Regions from separate parts of the Homo sapiens genome. Here region 1 is linked to region 2. Evidence: chromatin contacts called from ENCODE Hi-C or POLR2A ChIA-PET data. All regions are on one chromosome and are shown on one strand. Each heading gives the region's core, a stretch centred on a gene start or an enhancer-like site at or near the end of the contact. The rest is flanking DNA. Distances are from core to core; before and after follow the strand shown.

Evidence for each region. Hi-C counts contacts between places; a loop is a spot of excess contacts on that map. ChIA-PET counts read pairs that join two places held with the same protein, here RNA polymerase II (POLR2A). Pooled maps may share reads with other maps.
Region 1: a map of natural killer cell shows a loop between it and region 2 (6-fold over the local background). The contact joins two enhancer-like sites. A Hi-C loop is called at or near these places in 1 of 168 maps with a recorded cell type or tissue (natural killer cell), 4 of 37 single-sample maps with no recorded cell type and 2 of 50 pooled maps. POLR2A ChIA-PET finds 5 or more read pairs at or near these places in 1 of 52 experiments (PC-3).

The regions. Positions count from the first base shown.
Region 1 is chr20:20,214,584-20,219,251 of GRCh38, reverse strand. All of the region lies in intron 17 of CFAP61 (cilia and flagella associated protein 61), which reads right to left. Among named protein-coding and RNA genes, the nearest start is that of CFAP61-AS1, 51 kb to the left of the region's middle. Within about 2 kb of position 3,016, at least 6 of the 41 ENCODE cell types and tissues checked have a DNase peak (open chromatin) inside an H3K27ac peak, as active enhancers do; they include natural killer cell, where a contact is called at or near this core.
Region 2 is chr20:20,180,116-20,184,210 of GRCh38, reverse strand. All of the region lies in intron 13 of CFAP61 (cilia and flagella associated protein 61), which reads right to left. Among named protein-coding and RNA genes, the nearest start is that of CFAP61-AS1, 86 kb to the left of the region's middle. Within about 2 kb of position 2,715, at least 2 of the 41 ENCODE cell types and tissues checked have a DNase peak (open chromatin) inside an H3K27ac peak, as active enhancers do; they include natural killer cell, where a contact is called at or near this core.

The DNA.
Region 1 (4,668 bases), core at 1,767-4,266, 35 kb before region 2:
TAGCAATTCATGAACTGGGCAGCATCCAACCTACAAAACAGAAAGGAGCTCTGATGAGCTAGACAGAGTGGGTAAGTTTTATCGGCAGTAAAAAAGTGAAGGAATACAGGAACAATGAACAAGTAGTGGATTGGTCATTTCGATATTACTTTCCTTAGAGAGATGTAAGCAAAATCTTGTTGGCTTAATGGGATTTGAATATCACCTCTCTCCTGGTTTCTCAGAAGGTCAGATATTTCAAGCAAATAACCTAGTTTCAGATTGGTAAAGTGGAACTTTAGCACAAGTGACTCCATCTGGGGCCCACTATCTTTAACACTAGCAACAAGGACAGTCTAACTTGTTAGTGGGGAAGGCAACTGAATGTGTGAAGCAATTCTGAGGGCATTGAGATAACCTATTCAGTATCCTGATGTCTGAAATTCTACCACCAAAACTTTAGCAGAGCTTAATTCAACAATTTCAATTTGACAGATACATATCAAGGATCTACCAGATGCCAACAATTGGTCTAAATGCTGAGGTGTGAATGAGGCATGGTTCTTGTCTTTAAGGAATTCTCATTAGGTTGGGGGACAGACAAGTAAACAAATAAAATGCAGTACATGTGACAATGGTAGTGTATCAGGAAGCTACTGTTGTGTAACAAACCAAGCCAAAATACAGTGGGTTAAAAGAGTACGTATTCATTTGGCTCATGGTTCTGTAGGTCAGTAGTTTAGGCTGTGCTCACCTAGGAAGTTTTTCTGGACTCAGCTGGTGTATTAATCTGTTTTCATGCTGCTGATAAAGACATACCCGAGACTGGGTAACTTATAAAAGAAAGAGGTTTAATTGGACTTACAGTTCCACGTGGCTGGGGAAGGTCTCACAATCATGGTGGAGGGTGAAAGGCACTTCTTACATGGTGGTGGCAAGACAAAATGAGGAAGAAGCAAAAGTAGAAACCCCTGATAAGCTCATGAGATCTCGTGAGACTTATTCATTACCACGAGAATAGCACAGGAAAGACCAGTCCCCATGATTCAATTACCTCTCCCTGGGTCCCTCCCACAAGATGTGGGAATTCTGGGAGACATAATTCAAGTTGAGATTTGGGTGGGGACACAGCCAAACCATATCAGCTGGGAAGCCATGGAATCAGCTGAAGTTTAACTGTTCTAGGACAGCAGGAAAAGTCACATAAGGCAGCTTGGAGAAAGTGACAGTGGAGCTAAATTTAGCAGAATCAATGGGATATTTCCAGGTGAACAAGAGGGAACAAGTTTCTGGATGAGAGGGAAAAGCCAGGGCAAGGATTTGGAAGGATGACACACCCACTGACCCATAGGTCAGTCTACATGAATGGATTTGCAGATTATGTTCTGAGAGCAACCTTTGAAAGGAGAAGGCTGCATGGTCATGCAGAGGCAATACAAGAAGCAGACACAGAGGGAGACACAAAGGGAGGAGAAGGAGTTGGGACAAAAGGCTGGGAGGGAAAGCTGATGGCCAATTGTGTCCACACCACGACCTCCCTTCAGGCAACATTATTTGGTAAATCTCTGCACACAGAATAAGATGAGAACTTCTGTTCCCCCAGGGAATATGCTGTTTGCTCAGGCCCAGTAACTTAAGTGGCTATTTGCTCTGCTGGCTTAGGCCTCTGGTTCATTTGCTAGAACAACGATAGCAGTGGCAGAAAACTCATTTTTCTGAGAAGTTTGGTCCAAGTGAGTGCTGTTCCACAGATACAACTTTTCAATCTTGCTATCTTGCCACCATTTTCACTCCTGGATATTTATTTCATATTTATTTTCACTCCTGGATATTTTCAACACACATGTGTCCTGTGAGCAAGCTAACATGCGCGACTCTATTTTAAATTTCTAATGTGTGCCTCCATGCACAATTTTAGTCTTTCAGCTAGGCTCACTATTTCTGTTGACATCCAATTGTATCTCTGACTTAGTCTGAAGAAATTAAGCATATCTCTTTCATCTCAATGCAAACAATGGTTTGTATTCTCTTTCACATGACTTGAAAATTCTGTACACCAAAAGGCTCGCTGGGCTTTTGTAAAAGCAATGCACAATGATTGTTTTGAAAGAATAAGCCTTTCTGAAAATTCCTACAGAGTATGCTAAGGCTACAAAGTTCAAAGGAATTTGGTCAGATTCAATGGAATAGCCTCTTGGTTCAAGTGAAGGACTTGGAGGGAGGAATAAAACAAATCCACCTTCTTTTTAAATAGAAATGAAAAGAGAGCTAAGCAGAAACGTCAACAGGAAGGAAGCTGAAATACAATAAATGGGAGTGGCCACTGCTGAACACAAGTTAGAGAAACATTTTAATAAAACACACAAGGCTAATTTCAGTCACTCAGATACTTCACATCAGATCAGGGAAAATAAAGATCTAAGTCTTTACCGCTAATTCTTAGGAAATGAAGATCCCATCCCATGAAAAAAAAAAAATTGGTATAGAAAATTTCCACTGTTTTTCTTCTCATTCTTTGAATCAATTCCTGATGATTTTGACAGCAGTTTAAAAAAATGTTAATTCCATGCTCTCAATGGAAACTTTTCCAAAACAGTATTCAAAATATCTGAAGTAGTTACGAAAATAAAAATAAAACCCCCAACCAAGCAAACAGCAATAACAATACTGCTGTAATTAATCAGCACAAAAGGCTTCCCCATGCCCAGAAGTCCTGGCAGGGATGTGGGTTGCTGCTCATGAGAGTGACACCTATGTGATGACAGCTGTGACTTGCAGGGTGTCTGAGACTCCAAATACAAAACCAAACAGGAGTCCTCGGGAAATTCTCCCTTTTGCTCACTCTGTGTATATTCAAACACAAACTATTTTCAAAAAATTCCCTAAAACCCCTCTGAGTGGGATGGAAGGGACTAGGCAAGCATATTGCACTGTAATTAACACCCGTTCACCACTGACATCACACGTCAGTGTAAAGATAGGTCACGTACTTTTAATTTCTCACACGCACGTCAGCGGTAAACAGTCCCAGTGTTCGTGTTAATGACACCATCTGGCGCCTCCCATAACTGTGTAGCATTCAGCTTCCAAACAAGATGTAATGGCAGCAACACATGAAACCCACTGACATTTACAGTAAGGAAATTTATTATCAGTCATCGGTTTGGTATAAATGTGTTTGCATGACTGCTGGGGCTATAAAATCGTCACCTTTGCCAGGCAAGCAAAGGTGCAATAAATAATGGATTTTAAGCCATGCATGTACTACCAAATCATTAAACATTTATCAAACAGGCACAATAGCATCTTAAGCAACAGTTACCACTTGAAAAATTAATGCCACTTTTGAGGGTTAAATGAAAACCATATAGTCTAAGCCTTAATGATTTTTAATGTGGTTCAGTACAGAATATGAAGTTTTTTTATTTTTATTTTTAGTTGAATATGATATATATATATATAAATAGGTCTTCTATAATAATTTCCTCTTGAGGAAGAATCACTCTATGTTCTTTGGTTAAATACTAAAAAATACAATTGAAATGTTTCTTGAAAAAGAAATCATGGTTAAAACCTTTCAAAACTAGAAATGGCAAACAAAAGGGTCTTTAGGAGTCACGTGGTATTATTTTCTTTAAAATCCTTAATGGATTAGTCAGTGATGATTGCAATTAAACTATTTTAACTTTGGATTTAAGGAAACATAAAGTCAAAACCAACAAAATCCCCTGAGTATCCCAGCCATGTTTGTCCCTACTACTTATTCCTTCCAAATACTCTCCCCATGGCATGCCAGTGATTTCTCCAATATGCTTGTTCTATGGGTATCCGTTGTTTTAAGAACAAAATCCTTAGCAATAACAATTCAAAATACAGATAGATTAGAGGAAGGTTTCGTGGAGGATTAGAGGAAGGCTTTATGGAGGACTTATCAAAGAATAATTTTTGACTCAAAGAAACAAAGAGAAACCTGCGTGGGAACTAATTATTTATTTGCTTGCTGGACATGGAACAATGAAGGCAGAGAAGCCAGTGGCTGCTTTGACATGAGGCTTCCCGTGTGGGAGGTGAACCAGAAGCCAAGCCTGGACGGAGACTGTGCCATCAAGAGGCTCTGTCACGAGATGCCAAGATGAGCACGCGTCTCCAAAACAACACAATCTCAACATGCAAAATGATCACCAAGCAAGAGGAAACAGAGTGAGCCCTAGAGTAAGTGAGTGGCACTGTTTGAAGAAAAAAAAGTTAAGAAGTGACTGAATAAGAGATTTCTCTGTCAGTGTCTGAGTGGGGTTTAATTCCTTGGTGAGAGCTATTGCTTAGAAAGCCCCTGTAGTTTTATGAGTCTGCTCCCTGTGGATGCTTCTCTCTCTCCACTCTCCTTCTGCCTGCCCTGCGCCCTAAACAGGAAGCAGGTGCAGCGCTCTGCAGGCAAGATCCCTGTTGGGACAGAGGGCAGGATGTCTGCAGAATACTGAGGAGGCCAGGAGGGGAGCCCTGCTCCCAAATTTTCCATCAGTGGAAAGAAGTGTTGAGATTTTAGGCCTTCATCTCTAATAGTGACTGCTGTTTACAGCGGTCCAGGGGGCTGTGAGTCTTCTTTGTGTGACTTGGGGTTGAAATTCAAGGTTTTGTCAAGACCATGCATCTTCAGGGATGGCTTCCTCCATTGTTGGGGAGAATCCCTGT
Region 2 (4,095 bases), core at 1,466-3,965:
ATAAAGAGTGTTGTTGGATACTGGACTGGAAAGTGAGAATAAGTGGACATCTTCCCCCAGCAAGGCTTGAAGCTCAGACCATATCATGGTCCACTCTAAAAGACCAGGGCTTTTTGTAGCCTACAGTGGTGCCCAATAAATGTTCAGTAGGACATGGGGTTATCTTCCTGCAAAGTAGCACAAAACTGCAAACATCGTTTCACCAGTCTGTCCATGGAAATCTACTGTTGATCAGGGGTCACAACCATTTTGCATTCATCTCTGCTATTCATATTCACCAAAGAGGAATATTTCAGAGCTTTCCTTTGTTCCTAGAATTTCAGGGGGAGGAACGGGCTATGGCTGTATGTTTGTGCCCTCCTCTAAAATGACACTGTCCAGTACAAGAGCCTGTACACTTGAAATGTGGTACTCAGAATTGAGATGTGCTGTAAGAATAAAATATCCACTGAATTGTGGACTTGGTACAAAAAAGTAACATAAAGTATCTCATTCGTGCTTTTTAAATATTGATTACACGCTGAAACAATAATATTTTGGATATAATGGGTTAAATAAGAAATAAATGTTACAATTAATTTCACCTACTTTTTGATTTTTAAATTAATGTGGCTATTCAAAAATCTAAAATTACACATGTGGCTCACAGCGTATTCCTACTGAATGGGGCTGCTCTCTATGTCTGTATTTGCCTCTGAGAACTATTTCCCAAAAGGTTTTTACTCAGCTCAAAAAGCAGAATGTAGGCTGGCTGGGTGAGGTGGCTCACACCTGTAATCCCAGCACTTTGGGAGGCCAAGGCAGGAGGATCACTTGAGACCAGGAGTTCAAGACCAGCCCAGCTGACATGGTGAAACTCCATCTCTACTAAAAATACAAAAATTAGCCGTGCATGGTGGCTCATGCCTGTAATCCCAGCTACTTGGTTGGCCAAGGCACTAGAATCACTTGAACCCAGAACCCAGGAGGCAGAGGTTGCAGTGAGTCGAAGTCGTGCCACTGCACTCCAGCCTGGGCAAAACAGTGAGACTCTATCTAAAAAAAAAAAAAAAGAAAAGAAAAGAAAAAAAAATCAGAAGGTAAGTCTTATTCCACATGTGACCTTTTTTTGGCAGACTCTGAGGCAAGGTGGCTCTATATATACTATTCCTTCCACACTGGGTGCTGAGAACAGCAGCCTGTTTGTTTTCGCTTTAACTAGAATGAGATGTGGGGAACCTGAGGAGGAGGTGATCTAGCTCCTTCCTTTTCTGGATAAAGGGTGGAAGAGGTGTGGATTCTTTACTTAGTGTGTTCTGATAGCCATGTGTCACTATGCACTTGTTCTTTGTGTCTTCACATCTCCTCCTGTTGCATTTTAAAGCATTTTCACAGTATGTGGTTTTGCCTAATAAAGCATTCTCATAGCAAACAAACAAACAAACAAAAATGGGACACATACTTGTTGCTACAAGGGTATTTCCTTTACAAAGGAAATTGCTTTTAATTGCTTCTACATAGCAATTGGCAGGAAAAAGTGAAAAATGAATAAATGTAAGAAATAAACTCTCAATTAAGACATATTTCCTTAAAATCAATGATTAAAATGGATTAAGAATCATTCATTCACTCCATCACAAATATTTATTAAACATCTGCTGTGTGCCCGTGTTTTGGGTGCTGGGGATACATCAGGGAACCAGACAGTCCACAATTTCTGCTCTCGTGAAGCTGAACTGCTATTGACTCCAGACCATATTTTGAGAAATAATTCTGCAATTCTTTAAAATTTTAAATAAGGCACATGAGGTTAGAAGCGGACCAATTGTTATGGAGACCTTCATCTGTGTTTTTGCTAGAGAAAGCCCCTTGAAAAATACAATGACTTTAAGACAAAGTTGTAAGGATGCATACTATTTTATTCTCAACAAAAAACACTAATTAAAATCCTTAATTAAAATGACATGGATCTAAAAATATATATTATGTCATCCGTACCAACAGAATACTGTTGTCAAATTATCAAGCAGCTATCTTTATTTCTTACCCTATTCTCAGATAAATCATAGAGATTTAGAGTATTCATTGAGGGTTTATAAAATGATACCAAGACCTTCTGTGGAATGAACTTTAAATCTGCTAAATAAATATCCAATAAAACAAAGTCCGCTTCAATGATTATGTACCGACTTAGGCCTGGCAGGACTTCAGAAGATGGTGGCTCATTGGATGCACCTAAACGTGGCCCTACTTTCATCTCTCTGCAAGTTTTCAATAGGAAGTTGCTTCTTTCATTTTAGCCATTATGGTGGCTCCCATCTTTCAGTCCCATGGCCTATAGCCAGGAAGGAGAACATTCCCACCTCCCTCTACCTGTTCCACATATCACCTTGCCTGATCTTCCCAGAAGTGAATGTGTACTCAGTAACCAGAAGGGTTTAGTGTTCTTTTCCCAAGGGTGCAAGCATAGTTCTAAAGCTACCTTGAATCAGTGAGGGAGATTAGCTATGTTTTTCATTACCCATCCACATGGCTTCTTCCATCCACAGAAAAAGCAAGGTCTCCGGAGGGCTTCCCAAGGCTTTACCTCTCCAGGTCACCTCTCTCTTATGCTTTCTCTCTCTGATGTACTTGAATGCCCGAATCTATTAGTCCTCAGGAAATGACACCTCTCGGTGAAGAAGTGATGAAGCCCCACCCAAAGTGGCCCCTTCTTGAGTCCTCAGAGTCTTGCAGTCTGGGTCACCTGCTTCACAAGAGGTTTGCTTCTTCCTGTTTTTGGCTGACTTTGACCTCAAGGATCAGGGTTTCTAGTATTTAATCAGGTCACACACACAATAAAGTAGAATATCATATATGAAAGTGGAAGGAAAAAGATTGGGATTTTCAATCCCAAATTGAGTGGATGAATTGTTTTAGACACAAGGTTATGTGTGTGTGTGTGTGTGTGTGTGTATACATACACATACATATAAAAGTTATATATATACACATAAAAGTTATATATATACACATATGTATATATACATATATATACATATATATGCATATATATGTGTATATATATAACTTTTACTTTAAATTCAGGGGTACGCGTGAAGGTTGGTTATATAGACAAACTTGTGTCATTGGGGTTTGTTGTAGAGATTATTTATCACCCAGGTATTGAGCCTAGTATCCATTAATTATGTTTCCTGATCCTCTCCCTCCTCCCACCCTCCACCCTCTGATTTGCCCCAGTGTCTGTTTTTCCCCTCTATGTGTCCATGTGTTCTCATAATTTAGCTCCCACCTATAAGTGAGAATGTGTGGTATTTGGTTTTCTGTTCCTGCATTAGTATGCTAAGGATAATGGCCTCCAGCTCCATCCATGTTCCTGCAAAGGACAAGATCTCATTCTTTTTTATGGCTGCATAGTATTCCATGGTGTATCTGTACCACATTTTCTTTATCCACTTTAACACTGACGGGCATTTAGATTGATTCCATGTCTTTGCTATTGTGAATAGTGCTGCAATGAACATGTGTGTGTATGTGTCCTTAGAATGATTTATATTCCTTTGGATATATACTCAGTAGTGGGGTTGCTGGGTGGAATGTTATTTCTGCTTTTACGTCTTTGAGGAGTCGTCACACTGTCTTCCACAATGGTTGAACTAATTTACACTCCCACAAATAGAGTATAAGCATTCCTGCTTTTCTGCAACCTCTCCATCTGTTATTGACTTTTTTGTAATAGCCATTCTGACTGGTGTGAGATGGTATCTCTTGGTGGTTTTGATCTGCATTTCTCTAATGATCAGTGAGGTAGAGCTTTTTTTCTTATGATTGTTGGCTGCATGTATGTCTTCTTTTGAAAAGTGTCTATTCACGTTCTGTGCCCAGTTTTTTTTTTTTCTTTTTGAGACAGAGTCTCACTCTGTTGCCCAGGCTGGAGTGCAGTGGCGTGATCTCGGCTCACTGCAAGCTCCACCTTGCGGGTTCACGCCATTCTCCTGCCTCAGCCTCCTCAGTAGCTGGGACTACAGGTGCCCAGTTTTTAATGGGGTTGTTTTTCCCTTGTAAATTTGTTTAAGTTCCCTATAGATGCTGGATATTAGACCTTTGTCAGATGCA